Regions from separate parts of the Homo sapiens genome. Here region 2 is linked to region 1. Evidence: chromatin contacts called from ENCODE Hi-C or POLR2A ChIA-PET data. All regions are on one chromosome and are shown on one strand. Each heading gives the region's core, a stretch centred on a gene start or an enhancer-like site at or near the end of the contact. The rest is flanking DNA. Distances are from core to core; before and after follow the strand shown. Region 1 overlaps BCAS3 (BCAS3 microtubule associated cell migration factor). Region 2 overlaps BCAS3 (BCAS3 microtubule associated cell migration factor).

Region 1 (4,992 bases), core at 1,694-4,193:
CTGACCTCAAGTGATCTGCCTGCCTCAGCTTCCCAAAGTGTTGGGATTACAGGCATGAGCCACTGCACCCGGCCTGCTGTTGACTCTTAAGTGCTCACAGAGTCAGCTCTCAGGGTCCGGGAGACTGTCTGTTCCCCGTGACTGTTCCTTCCTGCGGCCCCGGGCTCACTGATTCTTCTTTACAGTGACAGCATTAAAGATAGGAAAAGGCTTCATCTTTTCCTGCCTGCCGTCTCTTTAACAGTCTCTGCCCTAGCCAGAAGTAGTTATTCTTGGGGATAACATAGTGGGCTCAGTCTTTGCCTCTTACCTTCTGTCATATACATATTTTACTTCCTGACCTAGTTCACCCACATCTATAACCCTTCACAAAACAATATTACGGCCAGTGCATTCTAGTACTTCCTTTTCTTCTATTATTCTAAGAATTATCTTGTACTTTCTATTTTATTTCATTTTTTAAAAAATGCACTCGTGACCCACTAAAGTGATTTCACAATACATTGGTGAATGGCAATCTGCGCTTTGAAAATCAATGCTCTAGCTTGTTCACCTAAATCCTCTGAGTTTTCCCATTTATGTATTAATTACTCTGCAGAAAAGGCTTTAAGATTATGTTCAACTAAAGCTCTTCCAAAGATTTCTGTCAGAAGCTACTTTTATGTACTGAAAGGGCTGCGCCTTTCTTTTTCTCTTGTTAACATAAAAAGAACACTTTGAACATTAGGCAGTTTTTAAGTGATCACGGGATGGTTTCAGCAAGTTAATAACAAATATTTGTTGATTGCTATGTTTTGCAAAAGATGACCTAAAAGCACTATTTGTGTGTGTGTGTGTGTGTGTGTGTGTGTGTGTGTGTACTAATAAAGTCTTTCATTTTAAGACTGTAAAAAGTAAGCTCCCAACAAATATGAGCTGTTTTTACTGGAGTCAATCAGATATGTACCAAATAACTAATCCAAATATCTCAGTGTATTGGACCCCTCTCCTGCCTCTAGAATCAGCTCTTCCAAAGGGCCTTGGAACTCCTGCCTGGGTCAGTATGGAGGGCTGGGAACTTTTTCAATCTAAGGCTACATTTCCAATAGGGATCATATTAGCCCCATCCCATACCAGGTTGCCACATGATCAGATGACAATAATTGTAGGCACCAGTACCATGTGTTAATTATCTTTTTTTTTTTTTTTTTTGAGATGGAGTCTCACTCTGTCACCCAGACTAGAGTGCAATGGCACAATCTCAGCTCACTGCAGCCTCCACCTCCCATCATGTTCCAGCGATTCTCCTGCCTCAGCCTCCTGGGTAGCGTGGATTACAGGCATGCGCCACCATGCCCAGCTAATTTTTGAATTTTTAGTAGAGACAGGGTTTCACCATGTTGGCCAGGCTGATCTCAGACTCCTGACCTCAGGTGATCCACCCACCTCGGCCTCCCAAAGTGCTGGGATTACATGCATGAGCCACCACACCGGGCCAATTATCTTTTAGCCATCCCTACTCTCTGGTCAGTCTCATTTTAAAAGCAGATAATTGATTTATCAGTATTCGCTACAGAAAGTAGTTGACCACATTTGACTTTGCAGACATTTCAGAAGATGTGGTGGTGGTTAGAATTTTCTGCATCCCACATATTTTTAAAATCTGCAATTTAGAGAGAACTTTATCCAGTCCAGCCCTAGGGGTAGATAGATGCATCCTACTGGCCCAACTCATTGCAAGGCCATGGAAATAGGAACTGACAGTGTTGCCCCAGAAAGCTGGAGAAGTGACATTTACATGTGTTATGTGGGCCTCTCAGGTCCCTTTCCCAAACCTGAGATTCTCTGATTCTAAGTGAAAGGTGAGCCTCCTTTATGGGTCCTGGGTTAGCCACACTGTTCCTGTCCTAAGCAAACCCGGAGGTTGTGTGAGCTGAAGATGCTGCCTTCACAGGGCCATCGTGGCTCATAGCCCCATAGGTCACATTCCCTGCTTCCCTACCACACACAACCACCAAGCTGCTTTGATCTTTCCAGAGAATCTTCTCTCCTCTTCCTACAGCCACTCTATCAGGCAAACTGGTATTTACCCCAGATACCCAGGAAGGGTTAGTCTTTCGGCCTCCTGAAAGTAGGAATCGCTCTCCTCTCCAGGATCCCCAGTGTGGCCGCCCATGAGACCCAGTCTTGTCTTTTAATTTTTTCCTCCAAGCCTTACCTCTCCAACTTCCTGGGTCCCCTTCTCAAGATGCACAAGGGTGATTCATCTGTGCAAGCCATAGCTTCTGGCTTGGTCTGGCTCTCTTGCCAAAGTCTCTAGGCTTCTCTGGGTAATATCTCTGATTGCCCAGTGCTCCTAAAATTGCACCTGTCTCAGCAAATGCTATCACCCAAGCAACTTAGCCAGAACCTAGGGCTTTTCCTCTGCCTTATCTAATTGGGCCCTGGAGTTTTCCTCCTTCTACAGCATCTACAAAAGTTCTCTCAGTGTCTTCTCTTAATGACCTCATCAGTGGCCCAACGTGTTCTTTCTGTGGTTGGGGCAGGCAGGGTCTCCATCGGTATCTGCCAGTTTCTTCCCCAATAGGCTGGAGAAAAATAAGAGAGACAAGTTTCCTACCCTCAAAGAGATTAAAGCCCCAGAGGAGGCCACAATACTGAACGGTGGGTCTGTTTCTCTCTGACTTCTACCCCCAGCTTCCCGCTGGGCCTCCCTAGCTGAGCTGGACCAAGTGGAAGTCAGGAGTGCTCCCCTGCCCACAGGGCATGGTCTTTCTAGGATGCGGAGGCAAAGCTGGAACTCCCCAGTGCCTAATGCCCTGATTGCTGAGGGTGAGAGAAGAAAGTGTCCCCAGAGGCACAGGGCCACCAGATAGAGAGCCCAGTCCCACCAGCAGGTCACAAGCATCCCTACTCGGGACAAGAGGGAGCAGCTGCGCCAGCGAGACTGTGGGACAGCCGGTGGCCTCGGCAGGGGTGGTGTTGTTGGTGTTGCTATTTGTGTCTCGGTTCAGTGTCGGATTGCCTATTCCTAGCTATTTTCCACTGGCAGGAGAGGCCAAATCTGAGAGTCCTTTCAGTTCCCAGCACCAAGCTCCCGCTATTGGGAAGAATGTGGTGTTTTTTTCCCCTTTTCGATGGGATTTGAAGCCCTCATCAAGCAATGGGGTAAACCTGTGACCCTGGGCAAGTGCCTTTCCCTCTCTGGGCCAGTTTCTTCCTCTGTGACACAGTGTGGGGAGGAGGAGCTAGTAAATGTAGTAATCGTTGGCCTCCTGTAACTCTGATGTCCTGGCTGCTGCAGGGAGCACTCGGTCTCTCTCTTTTACTCCTCTCCACGATAGCAGTGGCCACACCTCCCGTGGGACTTGTACGCCTAAGACTCTGCCTGCCACATAAATGTCCTCTAATTGTCAGAGCACTGCCAGGTAGACCTTCCCCTCTCCAGTTTACAAAGGAGGAAACGAAAGATTTGAAGTGAGAGTATAACTAAAAGATGTGGGATTAAAATAAGAAATTTGGGAAGAGGTTCCAGTTATTAAGATCCTGCCGGTCTCCCATGGTCTGAAGGGTTGGAGTTTTATCAGTTATTCTCACCTTTTATTCAGAATAAGTAGGGATCCAGCAGAGGAAGGGGACTGTCACTAGCAGGGCCTGCCTTGACTGCCGTTGCACTTCCCTGCTCAGAAAGTGTCCAGGCCTGCACATTGCACCCAGGCTCCTTGCCATCATGTTTCTGTCTCTTACAGGCCTTCCCCACCTTCCCTTCCAGCCTGACCTCCCACCCCTTCTGCAGTAACCTCTGCATATTTCACCTCCTCCACCTTCTTGCCAATATAGGATCCCAGCATCCCCAGCATGCACCCTGTTACCTGGCCCTGGTGCATGTTGGTCACCCCTCAGGACCGCTGCCCTCCCATCCTGCCCAGTCGTCGTCTTAGGCCAAGCTCAAATCTCACCTCCTCTGTGTTGCTTTCCCTGACCATGAAGCCAAATGTGTGCAACTCTCTCTGTCTCTGAATTTCTGCACCACCGACTTGCTGGATACTTGGCCCTGGGCAAAGAGTGTATGCTGCCTTTTCCATTAACTTGCTCACCAATTCCCTTCGTTTTGCCATTGGAAAAGGGCCGGCCCTGGTGGTCCCTTCAGCCCCTCCCTCACCCATACTCCCACGAGTGTCTTGACCCACTACTGGTTCTTTGAACTGAGTCTGAACCATCTTTGTTATCCCCAACCACCAGCCTTCTCCCTGCCCAGCAACCAGCACTGGAAGGAGAGCCAGGCTGAGCCTCAGTTAATGTTTGTTGAGTGACTGGATGGGTTTCTGTGGCCCCTGAGAGGTAAATGAAAGCCAGTCAAAGCAATGGGAATAGTTATTGATTAAAAGTCACACTTGTTAATTTCTGGCCAGGTCTCAAATCTGATTCTGGGTAGATCATTTCCCCCACCCCACCTTCGTCACTAAGGCTACTGGAAGCCCCGCCAGGGGCAGAGCTGTAATGGGAGTTTGGGCTGAGACTCTCCTCTGCATATTTCTTAGTTGTCTAAAGTGACTTTTCAACTCTTTCACCAAGGCACAGTGATTCCTATCAACAAGGAGGAAGTGCCAGTGCGACCTCTGTGACCCTTCAGAGTCCCCTCTCCAGGTGCTGCCCCAACATGAAAGCAGGAATTACTGTGGATAGGCACAGGCTTGGACTGAGGGGCTGGGGGAGGGCTGTTGGACCCCCAGAGCCAGGCTCTCCTCTGGAAGCATCAACATAGGTAAATGGTTAACAAAAGGGAGGATTTCTCCCTGTTCCTCCTCCTCTGCCACAGTATTGACTGTTAACCACTGACCTTTCTGTGAGGCGTGAGATTCTGAACAAAGTTGAACGCGGTCATGGATGGTTAAATTCCCACCTTTCCCTTCTGCCCTTGCCTCTGCCCCTCTGCCTTCTCGAAACATGGCCCGAGATGTGGAGGCCACCCCCTGGATGTGGTGGCTGCTGAGAGAGGGAGACACACTTGCT
Region 2 (4,620 bases), core at 1,122-3,621, 39 kb before region 1:
CCAGCCTGGGCAACAAAGCAAGACCCCATCTCTAGAAAAAATCAGAAAAAAAGAATTGCCTTTCTGGCTTTGAGAGTTAATTGCCTTTCATAGAAACTGGAAGCAAGGGAGAAAAAGCAGCTTCTGGTTGTATTTTCTTCTCAGAAATCTATAAACTCCAATCTGGCCAAAAACGCAAAGCACCAGAGTCTGAGCTGGAGAGTGGGCACCTGAGAGGGTACCGCCCAGCCTAGCAGCTGTGGCTGCCTGCCAGATTGACAGCTGTCTTTAGACCTCACCCCAAGGGGCTGCCAGCCCCCCACCTCGGGGAGCCCTCGCTCCCAGCCCCCTTTCCATACTTTTCAGATACAGGGCGTGTCGGCTTTCCTTTCGCGCCTCCAGCTCCAGAGGCCCTGGCCCAGTGGTGCTGCTCTGGATCAAGGCCTCGCTAAACTCCCAGCTCCCTGGTTTGCAAAGCAAACTTCAGCCTTTTACTATTTACCTTGGCAAGTCCAGGACCGGATTGATGATCTGTAAAGTGGATTTGTTATTTGGCTGTTTGCTTTGGCAGCTCTTGAAAGCACTTTGCTGATTACAGTCCCAGATGTCATTGCATACATTACCCTGCTCTATAACGGGGCTTTGAACACTTTAATTTGAACTACAAATACTATTAAGCTTTTTGCACCTCTTCTGCCTTTAGTTCTTGGATATTAAATATCGGAACAGACAGCCTGCATTCTCTTAGGCTTCTTTCCCCTGGTCTTTGTCAGCGTCCTCCCACGGAGAGCTTCAAGCTTTCTTCCTGTTCTCTGTGGGTCTTTCTAGAAACCTTACCCACCTATGCCCACCTCTAGCCCAGCTACGCTGGCAGCAGCCTTGCCAGTTTTCACATAACAGGCTTTCTAGTTTGGAAGGTGCACTGTGTTCATGCCAAGCCTGGCTTCCCCGCAGTCACAATCCTTTGTACTTTGTACTGGGGCTTCATTTCATTCATCCACAGGGGTGCTGTATCCATTTTTTGTTTGTTTGTCTTAATGTTACTGACAACTTTGTTTGGGGAAAGCTAGATTTGGGGGCATGAATGTGTCATGTCATTTTGCCCAGAGAGGAAAAGTCTTGCCCAAGGTTACACAGAAAAGGCAGCAGCAGAACTTTATCCTTTCTGGCCAGGCGTGGTGGCTCACACCTGTAATCCCAGCACTTTGGGAGGCCAAGGCGGGCAGATCACTTGAGGTCAGGAGTTTGAGACCAGCCTGGCCAACATGGTGAAACCCTGTCTCTACTAAAAATACAAAAATTAGCCAGGCTTGGTGGCACGTGCCTGTAATCCCAGCTACTCAGGAGGCTGAGGCAGGAGAATCACTTGAACCTGGGAGGTGGAGGTTGCAGTGAGCCAAGATTGCCTCATTGCACTCCAGCCTGGGTGACAGAGCAAGACTCCATCTCAAAAAAAAACAACAACAAACTTTATCCTTTCTGAACTCCAAGCCTGATATTTCTGCCCAGGCTCCCTTTTTTATACTTTATTTAAATCGCCTCACCCGAGTGGAACAGGGACGTGAGCCATGTCAGTGTCTGTAAATAGAGGCAGTTGCAGGTTCACGTATCTTGGGAAGTTATTGGTGGAGAGCACTGGTGTTCCTGGCTAATGTGGGGTCTGTGATTCAGTGTTCTCCCAGGTCAGTGCTGCTTCCGTTGTAAATAAACCATTAGCTGGGGGCCTCACCTCAGGAAGCAATTTAAGGCCCAAGAGAGGTGGCCAAAGAAGTCAGCTTGCAGCCTCTAGGAGGAGACGCTTGGCTTTGCCCACAGCCCTCGGCCCCAGGTCTTCCTCTTGGAGCAACAAAATGCTCCCAGGGATCCTCCTGCCAAGATCCTGCCAGGCTTCCCTCGCCTTTGATTTGCCAAATTCCATGTGAACAGCCTCTGCGTCTGTTACTCTCCGAAGAAAATTACAGTTTCTAGTACACCTAAACTGAATGTTGGTGGGATTGTTTTTATTGTTTTTTTTTCCTTTTTCTTTTTGCGCTCACCCCTTAAAGGTCGTTTCTGATCTACTCCCTCTCCTCTAGCCTTAAAGTGTCCACTAGGTTCTTGGCTGAAACCTTTCAGCATTTCACAAGGTGTTAGAGACAGAGAAAGCCTCCTTGTTATGGAGAATTTGTGGTGTGCCTGTGAATATTTCCACCAGTCCTGCAAGGAAGATAGTTCTATCCCATTTTATAGTTGAGGAAACCAAGGCTCGGTGAGGTAAAGCGCTTCATCCAGTACCCCACAGCTCTAGGGTATTGTTAGTCTGGGTTCTGACTTAGGAACTGCAGCGTCCCTTCTGTGTTGTGAGCAACTCAAAGTTAGGTCGAATGTCACGCTTAATGTTGTATCTCAGTGACTAACCCTGGGCCCGGCTTATGTTATGTTAGGTGCCCCATAAATATTTGTTGGATGAATAACCATAAATCCACTCAAGTGGTTCTGATTTTAAGTGACTGTGTCATCCCTGTGGCCAGTCTCTGGCGGGGGCGGTAGGGGACAAACACTTTCAACTTTGAAATATTTCAGTTGAAGAAGTTAATTCACTTTGTAAGTTTACTTTAGGAGTAGAGATTATTGCAGTATTTTTGGCCACCGCTCTCAAATTCTTCTAAACCTTTACTATAATAAGCAAATTCAGCAGATTAAGGACATACTTAACTGCCAAATGGTGTTCTGAACTGTGTAAAGTTACCAGAGTCGCTTTTTTTTTTCTTATATAAAAGATTGTGTGGGTTCTGTGAACTTCTCTGCTTTTTTTAGCTCTTCCTGTTTTATTGTGTTTGAAGTATCTTTGTGGTGACCTGTTGGGATTGGATTCTTCCATATGGAAGTGTTTCTTTAACTTTTTAATCATTTCTTTTGGGAAGTAGGTTAGGGGTAGCAGATGTTGTTCTGGCATTGTTTGCCGAGTGGAGGTAGGGGCTTTTGGATCTGTGAGTCAGGCCAAAGCCAGCCTGGAAGAAGAAGGCTGTCCCAGGGGTGGGAGGCTGCCCATCACTGTTGGATCTGGCAGTGCAGGCCCGCGTGGGAGTCGTAGCTCCCTGTGTCCTCACTCTGAGTAACGCCTTTTCCATTTCCTAGGAAGAATACATTTTCCCCTGTGACACTGAAAAGTTATTTTTTTTCAGTGTCCCAAGGCAAATTCTTATCAGTCCTCAAATGGGAAGCCTATCTGGTGCCCTTACTGGGAAAAAAAAAAAAAAAAAAAAAAAAAAAAGCAGAAAGGAAAAACAGCAAATAAGATGAACTCTTCTTTCTCCCCCTTCATGGCAGTCAAGTCCCTCTTCATACCCCATTTCTTAGTGGGCCAAAGTTTAACATCTTGGTTTTGGGAAAAAAAAAAATTCACAAAGACCCATCTGCCTCTCCCATTTTCTCATGTTCTTTTGGACTCTATTACTCAATCAGTGACATGTGACCCCCTGGGAAGGTTGTTCTGTGGAGGATGCAGAAACTGACGATTGGCAGTCATCTTCCCAGCTCTCGGCTTCAACCCTGATTCTGACAGTGGCAGGCGCCACTTGCCCTTGGTCGGTTTTACTCCCTGCCCCTAGTGCCCACCTCTCCTTCATCCCAGGTCACACCCAAAAGCCAATGAAGAAAGGGTTTTGGTTTGGTGAGTGCACTGGCTCCCTTGGATCCAGGGGATAAGGATACAATGGGAAGGCCCATGAAGCCGCCTAAAGGAGCTCAAACTAGCATTTCCCTTGGCATTCTATTCCTTTCTTGACCAGACCAAGGCTTTGCAGGTAAACTAGGGAATCTCAGCATCTAAAGACTGAGGAGGCTGGAAACATTGGCTCAAGCCTGTAATCCCAGCAGTTGGGAGGCCAAGGTGAGCAGATCACCTGAGGTCAGGAGTTCGAGACCAGCCTAGCCAACATGGTGAAACCCCTTCTCTACTAAGAATACAAAAATTAGCCGGGCGTGGTGGTGCCCATCTGTAATCCCAGCTACTCGGGAGGCTGAGGCAGGAGAATCGCTCGAACCTAGGAGGTGGCGGTTACAGTGAGCTGAGATCGCGCCACTGTACTCCAGTCGGGGCGACAAAGCGAGACCCCATCTAAAAAAAAAAAAAAAAGACCAAGGAGATGAGTGGAAGAGCCAGTAAAAGAGACTGCAAAGTAGCGGCCGGAAAGATGGGAGGAAAACCAGGTGAGTGTGCTGTCCCGAAAGCCAAGTAGAGAGAGGGTCAACTATGTCGAAAGCACACTTGACCTGCTGAAAGATGAGGCCAGATGATAACTGAGAAATGGCTGTGGGATTCAATAATGTGGAAGTCTCTGCATTAATTGATTTGTTGAAAAAGAAACGGGGACGACATTAACTTTGGAAGAGCGGTTTCAGTACAGAGAGGGGGCAAAGCCTCATTGGAGTGTGTTCAAAGAGAGAAAGGGAGGAAAGCAGTTGTAGACAGCAAGTCCAGACATCTCTTTCAAGGAGTTTTGATTAAGGGAAAGAGAGAAATGGGGGCGGTAACTAGAAGAGGAAATGAGGTCAAGAAGGTCTTTCTTTTTTTCTTTTTAATGGAAGAAATACTAGCATAGTGATGGCAAGAGGGGGTGGGGGCTGGTGCATACATGGAGGGATTGACCTTGGTAGAAG

Evidence for each region. A loop is a pair of places that touch in the nucleus more often than their neighbours do. ChIA-PET counts read pairs that join two places held with the same protein, here RNA polymerase II (POLR2A).
Region 2: a map of heart right ventricle shows a loop between it and region 1 (2.5-fold over the local background). The contact joins two enhancer-like sites. A Hi-C loop is called at or near these places in 7 of 168 maps with a recorded cell type or tissue (HepG2, Right ventricle myocardium superior, ascending aorta and 4 more). POLR2A ChIA-PET finds 5 or more read pairs at or near these places in 4 of 52 experiments (AG04450, HEK293, HepG2 and 1 more).

What each region holds. Positions count from the first base shown.
Region 1 is chr17:61,374,397-61,379,388 of GRCh38, forward strand. The region is part of intron 23 of BCAS3 (BCAS3 microtubule associated cell migration factor); the gene reads left to right. Among named protein-coding and RNA genes, the nearest start is that of TBX2-AS1, 23 kb to the right of the region's middle. Within about 2 kb of position 2,944, at least 3 of the 41 ENCODE cell types and tissues checked have a DNase peak (open chromatin) inside an H3K27ac peak, as active enhancers do; they include ascending aorta, where a contact is called at or near this core.
Region 2 is chr17:61,335,685-61,340,304 of GRCh38, forward strand. The region is part of intron 22 of BCAS3 (BCAS3 microtubule associated cell migration factor); the gene reads left to right. Among named protein-coding and RNA genes, the nearest start is that of TBX2-AS1, 62 kb to the right of the region's middle. RefSeq lists a silencer at 824-1,118. Within about 2 kb of position 2,372, at least 11 of the 41 ENCODE cell types and tissues checked have a DNase peak (open chromatin) inside an H3K27ac peak, as active enhancers do; they include ascending aorta, where a contact is called at or near this core.